3 separate regions of the Mus musculus genome follow, and all the other regions are linked to region 3. The links are chromatin contacts, found by POLR2A ChIA-PET in ENCODE. All regions are on one chromosome and are shown on one strand. Each heading gives the region's core, a stretch centred on a gene start or an enhancer-like site at or near the end of the contact. The rest is flanking DNA. Distances are from core to core; before and after follow the strand shown.

Region 1 (3,548 bases), core at 739-3,238, 160 kb after region 3:
GTTTCCAGCTCCACTTTGCCAGTTCTTTAAAAAGTCTTTACTGTAGATCTGCTCGGTACTGTCTGCTTTCATGGCACTGGCCTGCATAACGTGCTCACTAGCATTTGTAGCTGCTTCGATTCTAGAAGCCAACACTGAGATCTGTCCTTGGGCTCCATTATCACAACTCTGGCTACTCTGGAGTCACTGTCTGGAGGCACAGAACCACTGGCTTCTGTGTCAAAGCCAGGCCCGAGCAGAAGCTGTTCTCTCTATTGCTGGAAGCTAACTAAGTAGGGTACTTAAGGCATCTGGCTGTTTGAGATCAAGGAAGTGGGACCGCAAAGAGCAGGGTGGCTGTGGTGACTTGTAATCAGGTGATTGTCTGAGATCTGGGCTGGTTTTGGGGGCTGGAGACCCTACCGGTCCTTGTGCAGCTTCAGGAGCCTCTTCACATCCTCTTTGCCTTTGGGGGCTGGGCCAGCCTTCTCTAAGGCCTCCTTCAGGAGCTGGCTGTTCTTCAGGCCATAGACATGAGGGAGAACAGGCTCCACAGCAGAGGGTAGAGGGGGAGGGGGAGGGGGAGGGGGAGGAGCAGGAGGGGGGGGAGGGGGCGGCAGTGGGGATGAAATAGATGTATGGAGACTACAAGGAGGGGATGGTAAAGCTAGGTCCGGGGGATTTAGAGGTAAAGGAGGTGGAATGTTGGTGTCTGGGGTCTCATGAATTATTGGAGAGATTGTGGGTTTTAGGGGGAAAGAGCATGGAGAAGTCATTTGGGGTCTACAGGAAGAATAAGAGGCTCTCCCCAAATCTCCCAAGGATGGAGATTTTCAGTTTTTAAAGGAACTGGATGAGAGATATTCAGGCCTGCACATTGAGATCTGTAAAAAAAAAAAAAAAAAAAATTAAAACTGGAGTTGATAGCAGAATATGGTGTCTGGCCAGTTGTTCTGGGAGAACCTGGGCTAGTATTTGAAACAGTGGAAAGAGAAACTGGGCTAAATCAAATGCTGAAGGATCCCGAAGGGTGGTCTGTGCTATGGGGCTGGGGCTACATTAGAAGGGACATTTTGTAGGTGTCATCTCATCTGCTGTAGCTAAGCTAGTTTTGGTCACTTCTGTTATTCGGAGGTTCAGATCTGTTGTGAGGTGTCTAAAGGATGTGACTTGCCTACTTTTTGCATTGCGGGCCTGAGTTTGAAACCTTGACTTTACGAGCTAGGGTTAAGAGGTTACAAAAAAGGCACGTGGGTGAGAAAACAGCCTAATGGTGGGCGGGTCATGGGCTTAGCGGGGAAGTATGAGAGTCGCAGCAACTCAGCGATCAAAGGCCAACTAAGTTGGTATAAACCTATCAATTTAGGAACTTAGGAATCTGCACAAGCGCCTCCCCAGGAGGAAATGACGTCACCCGGCCAGCCTCCACCTGTCCTTTCCCATCCCACGTGATAGAACTCGCAACCAGCACAACGCTCTTGAAGGTCACGTGATACTGGCGGAAGGGGAAGAGGTGTGGCTTCCGAAAGGCAGTCTTAGAATGCACCAGAGCTCTAACCATGTCCCAATTGGCCAGAAGCTCGTGCCCTTCTTTGATTGGTCCGTTCCCTCGCGTCCAGGGGGCGGGACCCCAAGTGTTCCTTTGGCAGACGCTGAGGCCGGGGGAGAGACTCTGAACTTACCGAGTTTGCCCGCCGTGATTAGCTCGCGGAAGGGAGAAGCCGTTGCCGGGGAAGATAGTTGTGTGTCTGTGCAGCGTAGCTCGGCGGGCGTTGTCGGCGGGAGCGACGGCTCAGGTGGTGGGTTCCCGCGGGTTGTAGACGCTGCTCGGCGCCGGGGAGGCGGGTGGAGCACTTCGGGAGGCCTCTCTTTGAGAGACTAGGATGTTCCAAGTCGGCCCCTACTTTCTTAACTGGCTCCGACATCCGGGGTCTTTTTTCCTCCCGGGACGCCTTTCGCGCACGTGGACTAATGGGAAGCGCCGCTCGGTGTGCTCCGCCTGCCGGGACTCGTAGAGCATTCTGGGATTCGTAGTTAACCTCTCTAGCTCTCCCTTAGCACGCGGGTTGGAGAAGCGGGGGCCTGTGCTGGCTTTGTTGCTAAGCTGTGACATCCTCTTCCAATTCCGGTCTTACTCGACTTCCTCTTGGAAGGGCGATCCCTGAGCATCAGCCCTTTGGAACAAAGAATTTGGGAAACTTAGGGCTAAAGTCGCTTTTTCCTCCTCTTTAAGCCGTACCTGAACATCTCACACCATGGCCACCATAGCCACCATGCCAGTTCCCGAGACCCGTGCCAACCACACTATTTATATCAACAATCTCAATGAGAAGATCAAGAAGGATGGTGAGTTCTTGGGGTAGCCTGACTCAAGGTGATATCACAAGAGTTGACCCCTTTTCACCTCTAGCATCCACATTTCTTTTTCAGCCTTCCCCATTCTGTCTGTTAGGAGTTAACTTTGGCCTTTGTACCTACTGGTTCCTTGGTTTCACCCTAGGTTTTACACTCTGCCCTTTAATCTGCGCATTGTTAGTGATCTTCCAGGTTTTAGCTCATAGGTCCCTTCTTCCTTTGAAGCCTTCCAGGATCGTTCTTGCCATCAGTCTGCTTTCATGAGACTGTCTCTGTCCACTGACCTCTGGGTGGTGGCCTCAGTGATTGACTACAATGCAGATGACACACAGGAGGGATGGGCAATGGATGGCTTTGTGATGTGGGTGATTGTGCCGCGTTCTAAGTCTTGACTGTCTTTAATTCTCACAAGCCTCTCAGATTAAGTAGTTGGAATTTGGGTGGCATAACTTGCCTGGGATCAAATAGCAAGAAAAATGAGACAGAAATGTGGGGTTCTGCTTAAGCAGATTCTTAGACTGGGCTGGTTGGCAGAGGCTGTAATTCTGTTCTTCAGGAAGAGTGAAAGTTTGAAACCATTTGGGACAACATGGCCAAAGCAGATAAAAAAGAAACCAAAGACAAACGGTTTCTTTTAGGGTGTGGAGGTACAGGGCTGTAATCCCAGTACTCAGGAGACTGAGGCAGGAGGAGCTTGAGTTCCAGACCAGCTGAGGCGACATAGCAAGACCCAGTGTCCAAAAGGTTTGAGGAATGTAGCTAGTGTTAGTCTTGCCTAGCAGGAGTAAGGATCTGGGTTCAAATCTCAGCAACTAAGAAAATCAGCATGGCCTGGAGAGAGCTCTGTGGTTAAAGAATGCTGCCTGATCTAACAGAGGATCTGGTTTTGATTCCTTGCCTCCAGGGAGGTTCGTAACTGTGTGTGTCTCCAGTTCCAGGGGATACGACATCCTCCTCTGGCTTCTGCAGGCAAAAAAAAAAAAAAAAAAATCCACACATAAAATTTTTTTTTTTTAAGATTCTTTTTAAATAGAAATCCCTACCAAATAATTCAGTTCTTGTCTGGAAGTAAGGCCCATAGTTAGAAAGTTTCTGCAAAGACTGAATCCCGGCACACATTTTTAAAAAAGTAAACACAAATGACTATTTTTATGTATTTATTTTGTGTGCATCTATAAATGGATGCATGAGGGTGGTCAGGACCCCTCTAGAGA
Region 2 (3,667 bases), core at 1,095-3,594, 130 kb before region 3:
AACTATTCCAATTTACAGAGAACTGGATGGCTCAGAAAAGCTAGATCACTTAGCCCCAGAGTTTCCGGCAGAGTTGGGGTTTAAACCCAGGTGGGAACCAGGTCTAGTGGTGCAGGGCTGTAATTCCAACTGGTTGAGAGGCTGAGGCAGGAGGATTAAGAGTTCAATGGCAGCGAAGACTACAAAGACTATTGTATGTCTCAAAATAAAAGGTAAAGTGGGGCATGGTGACAGCCACCATTAATTTTAGCACTCAGGAGGCAGAGGCAGGCATATCTCTGAGTTTGAGGTCAGCCTGGTCTATAGAGTAAGTTTTAGGATATCCGGGGCTACACAGAGAAAGCCCGTCTCAGAAAGTGGGGAGGAGGGCATGGGAGGCTGGGAGTATGGCTCAGTGGTACAGTGTTATTTCGAGCATGTAGGAAGCCCTAGGTTAGGCTTCTAACACCACAATCAACAGATTAATAAGCAGACCTAAGAGATCCAGCTTTCAATCGCCTCCTGTCTTTCCTGCACTTTGGTTGAAGCTCATCACTTCGACAATGTCTGTGCCATCGTTACATTTCCCCTGCTGGCTGGTGCTCCCTGTTTTCTCCCTGGCCCCTGTTTTCTCCTCTTAGCTATAGCTGCCCAGGCTGCATTGCATGCTGTGCATTGCATGCTGTGCATGTGCTCAGTTTTTAAGAGGCATGTCCCAGATACCACGCATTTACATCTCTGCCGATGAAGGTCAAGTGCCGAAAGGAAAGAGCTCACGTTCTGTACAAAAGGCACCGCCCGTGTCAGTACCGTCATCCTGGGGCCTTTATGATACGCTTGTATCTAAGGTCCCATCCCTTTCTCCAGACATCTGAGCTCAGGATGGCTGTGTGGACTCTGGTACAGCCGATGCTCAGGACCTACTCCAGAAGGACACGCCTCCTCAGCCAGCAGATTCCAGGGCCCACTGCATTCCAAGCTAAGTGCCAGCCCTGGCTGGTGCTGTGACTTCTTTTCAGGCAGCCTTTGTGTATTTATTCAGGCTATGACACCCCAGGGCAGCTCCCCTCCACAGGCATTAGCCACCAACATAAACTGTCTTCAGCCACCTTCTCCTCCCTCTTTATTTCAGTATTTAGGGACACCTACTGTGTACCTGACCCTGTGTGAAAGGTACATCTCAGCTGGAGGCTGAGGCAGGTGGACTGACATGAGTTCAAGGTCTGTCTAGACTCCATTATGGACACCCTGTTCAAAAAGCAAACAGCCACCTGTGGTGGCACACAGCTTTAATGCCAGCATTCTGGAGACAGAGACAGGTAAAGCACTATGAATTCAAGGTCATCCTTAGAGAGTTTCAGGACAATCAGAAATACCAAAAACAAAACAAAACAAAACAAAACACCAACCAACCCCTCCAAAAAAAAAAACCCAACCAACCAAATAAACAAACAAAAAACAACCACCCAAACAAACAACCCAACAACAACAACAAAGCATAATTAATACCTGGGCTAGTGGGGCACAAAGCAGTAACAAGGCCAGCCTGGGCTACATAATAAATTCAAGGCCAGCCTGCTGGTGTATGTAGTGAAAGCATGTCTCAAAAACCACAGTTGCACATGCCTGTAATTCCAGCTTGTAAGGAAGTAAAGGCAGAAGGATCAGGAGTTCAAAGCCAGCCTCCACTACAGAGTGAGCTAGAGGCCAGCCTAGGATACAGAAGACTCCTCTAAAAAAATAAAAAGCGAGAGAGGCCCCCACACCAGACTGATCACGGTTACATCGTAGTTCCCTAACCAGTCACAAGGGGGGGCCGCAGAGCTCAGCCCGGGCTCCTTAGGTCTCAGCCTCAGCTAGGGGCCGTCGATGTCCTATGGTCTAGGCACAGGAGTCTCCAGGAGGGTTTGGGTTCAGGAGTCTGGAGGGTCCTTAACTTGGCACCAGCTAGCCTGAAGCCATGTCCATCTGTTTCTCTCGGTGGCCCGCCTCAGTCACTTCCAGAAATGGGCACAGCTTCCTCTGTTCCTCCAGGAAACCAAGCTCCGCCTACCCCTTCCAGGCCCCTGGGGCTGCGTGCAGCTCCCGCCTCTCCAGCCCCACCCCGTCCGCAGTCTTGGAGCTTCCGGCCCCTGGGGAGGCCCAGGAGTGGCCCTCTCGTGTCACAGTCCCCAGATTCTGGACCCATCCTGCCCTTTGGGTGGCAGTCATTCCCCCCCCCCCCCAACCCCGCCCCAGCTCCTCCCTCCCTGCCCTCCCCACCATCCTTCCGCTCTCGGGGCCCTGCCCTGCCCTGCCCCCACGGCCGCCAGGAAGGACGCAGCCTGGGTCCCGTGCCAGGGCTGTGAGTGTGCGGCCCCTCCCAGCCAGGCCAGGAATGCAGCTGGACCGCGGGGGCGGCCGCAGACACCCGGCTCCGGCCAGGCCCAATGCTCCGCTCAGGCAGGCAGGTGGCCCCGGCTTGCCCGGACCTGGATAGCTTCTAGATGGAAAGCCAGCTGCCTGCCCCTGAAGGTCCTGCCTTCTCTCCACTAAACTTAGTGGTTTTATTTTGAGAGACCTCCTGAAAGCTCCCACCCTTTGCTCAAAGATATCTCATACCGGGAGTGCAATTTATTCCACTATAACCGTGGGAGTGTCACGGGATTACAAGTTTGATGTTATTTTATCCTTGATCGGCACAGATGCAAAGAAGCACACACACTTGGTATTTCCCAAAGCTGGTTTTAATTTCAAAAAATTATGAGGTCTCTTCCCACACTGGGGATAATGGGATGGGATAGCCCAAACTATTATCCCAGTTCAACCCCAGCCTGGCCCAAACACCATTACTGTCACTGGGCCCTGTCATTTCACCACTCGGGGCTCATTTCCAACTCCTTCACTGGTCAAGACAGGTGGATGGATGTGAAGTTCCCAGGACTCAGTACAGTCTCTCCAAAGTGACCCTGGCTCTCCTCTGTGAGGGGACGCCACCTGTGTCGTGTCAAAGTGGGTTGGTGTCACCACCAGGCTCAACTCAGATCCAAGTCAATTCTCCCTGGGTCCTAAGGGTCAGCGCCCAGGCCCTGGTGGCCTTTCCAGTGCCTGTGTGCCTACTAGTACATCCATGAGGTAGTCCAACTCCGCCTCATCCAACTCTGGAGGCTCCTCCTTGGCTGGGCCATTCTCAGGGCCGGGCTTGAGACCCTCAGAGGCTGGTAACCAAAGTTCACTGTCGTACATGGAGGTATCGATGTCCTCAAACAGGCCCTCCAGTCCATCGTCCAGCAGACAGCCAGTGGCTGGGCCTAGCAAGTCCAAGGCACCCAGGTTGGGTGAGATCCCCCCGATGGAGCGGCCTGGAGGCCCCTCATCTGCTTGGGGTTGGGGGGCCTGGTTCAGGTCCTCAATGTGGTTGAGATCTTCCAGGAGGCTGGCCATGGAGGCTGAGAGGCCAGCATCTGAGCTAGCCAGAAGGCTGTCTGCCACAGAAGGGGCTGGGGGCTGGATGGGCTCAGGCGGCAGGACAGGTGCGGGTTCCATGGACGCCTGGATGCGCCTCAGTGTGTTCACCACAAGCACCAGGTGCCGGAGGTCCGGCTCGCTCTGCCGCAGGCTGTGGTGGAGCTTGACCACTGAGAGGTCAAAGAGGGAGCTAGAAGCCACCGTCGGCGGGGTCTGCGCCACTGCCGGGTGGCTCGGATCC
Region 3 (3,398 bases), core at 280-2,779:
TCCTGCTAACAGGAAAGTGAAGCTAGGGAGGGCGGTGTGGTTGAGTTCCTCTTCCAAATATGGACTTGTCCTGCGTCTTCCGTCAGGAGGAGATGAACGGCTGGCTGGAGGCTGTGGCTAACTCCGTGGCAGAACACGCCGAGATCGCCCGATGGGGTCAGACACTACCTACCACATCATCCACAGATGAGGGCAACCCCAAGCGTGAGGGCGGGGAGCGTAGGGCCAGCGGGCGCCGGAAGTGATTCCAGGTACCCTTTCCCCCACCTTGGAGTCTGACAAGTCTCCTTGCCCCTCCTCTCTGCACTGTGGACACAAAGACAACTTCTCATCCGCAAGGGCCGGAATGACTGCGGATGTGCCACTGTGGGCCTGAAATAGAAGGGACTTCTGCACTCCAAGAGGTGGTGGTAGGGGATTGCTGTCCCTATAGCCATATCTCGGTCCCTTCCCGCTCGCCAACCCCACCCCAGGTGCTGGGGCTCCATTCTTTTTATGCAATAACTGAGCTTGGTGGGGCCGGGCAGGGAGCCAGTTGAGCCAAGCTCCCTGCCCAATCGTCAGATCCTGCCCCAAGAAGCTGGAGTGGCGAGGGATCTAGGAGGTGGTGATTTGTTGGCCTCCTCTCCGCCCTAAGGATGGACAACGGGGGCGCTGGTGAGGTCCCCTGGACCATCCAGGGTGCTAGGGGGTGGGGAGGGGACACACTCCCTCCCTGCCTTTACCTCACTTCCAATGCTGCCTTGATCTGTCTGGGAAGAGGGAGGACAGGGGCCCTTAGCCCCTGTACTCCGCCATCTCAGAGCCATGCGGTTAATTCCTGACTTAGTTTATTTTTGCAAAAACGTAGACCCCCCCTCCTTCCCCCCGCCCCGCATCCGCGAAGGCTTTTAATAGGAGGGGAGTCAAAGTTCAAAACTGTCTTCCTCTCTCCTCCCCGATTCTAGCTGTAAATGCCACTTCCCGAGGGGGAGGGGGTGGGAAAGCCCTCCCCCTGCATGCTTCTGGCTGGAGCACCTCCCTGGGACGGAGGGAATCAGGGTTACAGGCAACCCCCGTGGCTGCTTGGAGACGCTGCCAAGGCAGGGGGTGCGGGGCGGTGTGGCAGGCGCACACTGTATGTACCTATAATAAACCCTTTGGCTTTGACAGTCTTCGCTGGTTTGTTCGTGTATCCGAGACAGGATTGGAGGGTGGGCCGGTGTGGGGACGAGGTCGAGAAGGCAGTCTCCTAGACTCTACAAATACCTAAGCCTTGGTATAGGCTCATTTCAAGATCTGCGCACGTACTCCTCAACGAATCGCCTACATTCGTTATGTATTATACCAAAATAAGGGAACCTAGAAAAGGGGGGGGGGAGTTACTAAATCACTCCAAAGGATCCCCAAGTGCGCCCCGTCGAAACCAGGAAAGACCGGCCCTCTTTAAAGAGTCAGAGACCGTAATTGCGTTGAGCGAGCTCTCTGTCCAATCGCCGGTGGATCCTGGAGTCTCTAGGCCAATGAGCAAGAGGAAGAGGCGGGGTCTATGCACACCCGGAAGTGGGTGCGAGCCGGCCGGCTTGCGGGGGGGTGGGGCTATGGCCGTCGCGACGACTGCAGTGGAGGGGGTCCCGAGTCGGGGAGCACCCGGGGAAGTGATTCATCTGAACGTAGGGGGCAAGCGGTGAGTGTGGGAGATCCTCGAGGCCCCATCCTACGGGACCGAGGCGGGATGCCCGCCTCTTCTGGGGGTGGGGGTGGTAGTCCCTGTCCATCAAGAATTGCTCCGCCTCAAGCTGGAGGCTTGGCGCTTGAATAAAAAAGAAAGAAAGAAAGAAAGAAATGCCAAAGGAGAATGCATGAATCTCAGTGGAGGAGGCAGCGTCCTCACCTCTTCTTCTCTTTCCTCTCCTTACCCCATCGCCCAGGTTCAGTACCTCTCGCCAGACGCTTACCTGGATCCCAGACTCCTTCTTTTCCAGGTGATTAGGAGAGTCTGGGGCGAGGGTAGGAGGGAATGAAAGAAGAGGGTGTGGGGAGACCCATTTCTACAATACTCACCTCTGCAACTCGGCCCATGTCTCCTCCTCGGTTTCCCCTTCCTGTAGTCTTTTGAGCGGACGCATCTCAACCCTGAAAGATGAGACCGGAGCTGTGAGTAGGGCTAGATCAAAAAACGGGACTCCGGGTGGGATGGGGGACAGGAGCTCCTACTTATTCCAGGTCTTTTCCATGACCCCCACCTCCATCCCCACCCCACCATGCAGATCTTCATCGACCGGGACCCCACCGTCTTTGCCCCCATCCTTAATTTCCTGCGGACCAAAGAGTTAGATCCCAGGTTGGTATGGGTAAATGGGTGAATTCTGCCACTGTATAAAATCTCTCCTCGAAAAGTAAATGTGTTCCATTCTATTAGAATTATTGATCATGTTATATTCCTTCCATTAAAATATGCCCACACATTTGCACCATTCTTCATCCTTGTTATCTAGATTTTAAAGAAAGTATGTATTTGTTTGTTGGCTTGAGATAAGGCCTTGCTCTGTAGCCCTGGCTGTCTAGAACTCCATCCAGATCAGGCCAGTCTTTATCTCCCATGTCTTGGATTGGCAGGTGTACCCCACCCTCAACCTCCCTAGAATTTTACGCCGGTTGAAACTAGCCAGGCTTCGGTAGTCTCTGGGCAGTTTCAATACCTTTCTCCTTGCAATGTGCTGTTCATGCCTATGCCCTAGATTTTTACACCCAAATCTCCCCTATTACCCAGGGGTGTCCATGGTTCCAGCCTCCTCCATGAAGCCCAATTCTACGGACTCACTCCACTGGGTAAGTGAGAGTCCCGTGCCGTGCCCCACCCCCACCCCAACCCCGCCCCCAGTCAGCACCCTCAGTTATTTCCTGAGCAGAATGCCTCTCCTCTTTGACTCTCCCAGTCAAAAAGACTGTTGGGTTAGAGCTAAGAGCACCGGATTTGGGTCTGGCTCTGAAGGGGTCGGGGTTGCGGGGGAGGGGATAGTTACGTGGAAAGACAGATGAGGAAGGGGACAAGGGTCTGCTTTAGTTTCCCTCAAGATGAAGTTTTGAGTCCTTCCCTTGCAGTTCGTCGCCTGCAGGTGAGGGAAGAGTTGGATCGATCTTCCTGCGGAAATGTCCTCTTCAATGGTTATCTACCTCCTCCAGGTGAGCACTCCCAATTGATGCTAGGGAGAGGGAGATTGGCTTAAAGACTACATTTCCCATAAAGCTTCAACCCTTAGGTGTTTGGAGCCCTGAGGTGCACTGGGAGTTGTAGTTCTTTATCAGATGCTTGGAAAGGAAATAGGAAGCAGCATTTTTCCTTGAAGCTGTGCAACAGCCAGTTCTCTTTAGAGTTCAGAAGCATGCACGGGAGCTTGATGGGAGTTGTAGTCTGA

The links. ChIA-PET counts read pairs that join two places held with the same protein, here RNA polymerase II (POLR2A).
Region 1: POLR2A ChIA-PET joins it to region 3 with 10 read pairs in embryonic stem cell. The contact joins the promoter of BC024978 here to the promoter of Shkbp1 in region 3. POLR2A ChIA-PET finds 5 or more read pairs at or near these places in 3 of 5 experiments (Patski and embryonic stem cell).
Region 2: POLR2A ChIA-PET joins it to region 3 with 13 read pairs in Patski. The contact joins the enhancer-like site here to the promoter of Shkbp1 in region 3. POLR2A ChIA-PET finds 5 or more read pairs at or near these places in 4 of 5 experiments (Patski and embryonic stem cell).

Annotation. Positions count from the first base shown.
Region 1 is chr7:27,194,221-27,197,768 of GRCm38, reverse strand. BC024978 (cDNA sequence BC024978) reads right to left here and starts at 1,988. Exons shown (of 7, transcript NM_001243888.1): 1 at 1,662-1,988; 2 at 403-863. The coding sequence starts at 755. Snrpa (small nuclear ribonucleoprotein polypeptide A) reads left to right here and starts at 1,498. Exons shown (of 7, transcript NM_015782.3): 1 at 1,498-1,778; 2 at 2,213-2,325. The coding sequence starts at 2,235.
Region 2 is chr7:27,489,333-27,492,999 of GRCm38, reverse strand. It overlaps Sertad1 (SERTA domain containing 1), which reads right to left. Exons shown (of 2, transcript NM_018820.4): 2 at 2,686-3,667. The coding sequence ends at 3,034. Among named protein-coding and RNA genes, the nearest start is that of Gm38972, 4.2 kb to the right of the region's middle. Within about 2 kb of position 2,344, at least 1 of the 3 ENCODE cell types and tissues checked has a DNase peak (open chromatin) inside an H3K27ac peak, as active enhancers do.
Region 3 is chr7:27,354,139-27,357,536 of GRCm38, reverse strand. It overlaps Shkbp1 (Sh3kbp1 binding protein 1), which reads left to right and starts at 1,529. Exons shown (of 18, transcript NM_138676.2): 1 at 1,529-1,666; 2 at 1,911-1,964; 3 at 2,091-2,136; 4 at 2,250-2,323; 5 at 2,753-2,811; 6 at 3,085-3,165. The coding sequence starts at 1,581. Sptbn4 (spectrin beta, non-erythrocytic 4) reads left to right here. Exons shown (of 36, transcript NM_032610.2): 36 at 87-1,154. The coding sequence ends at 245.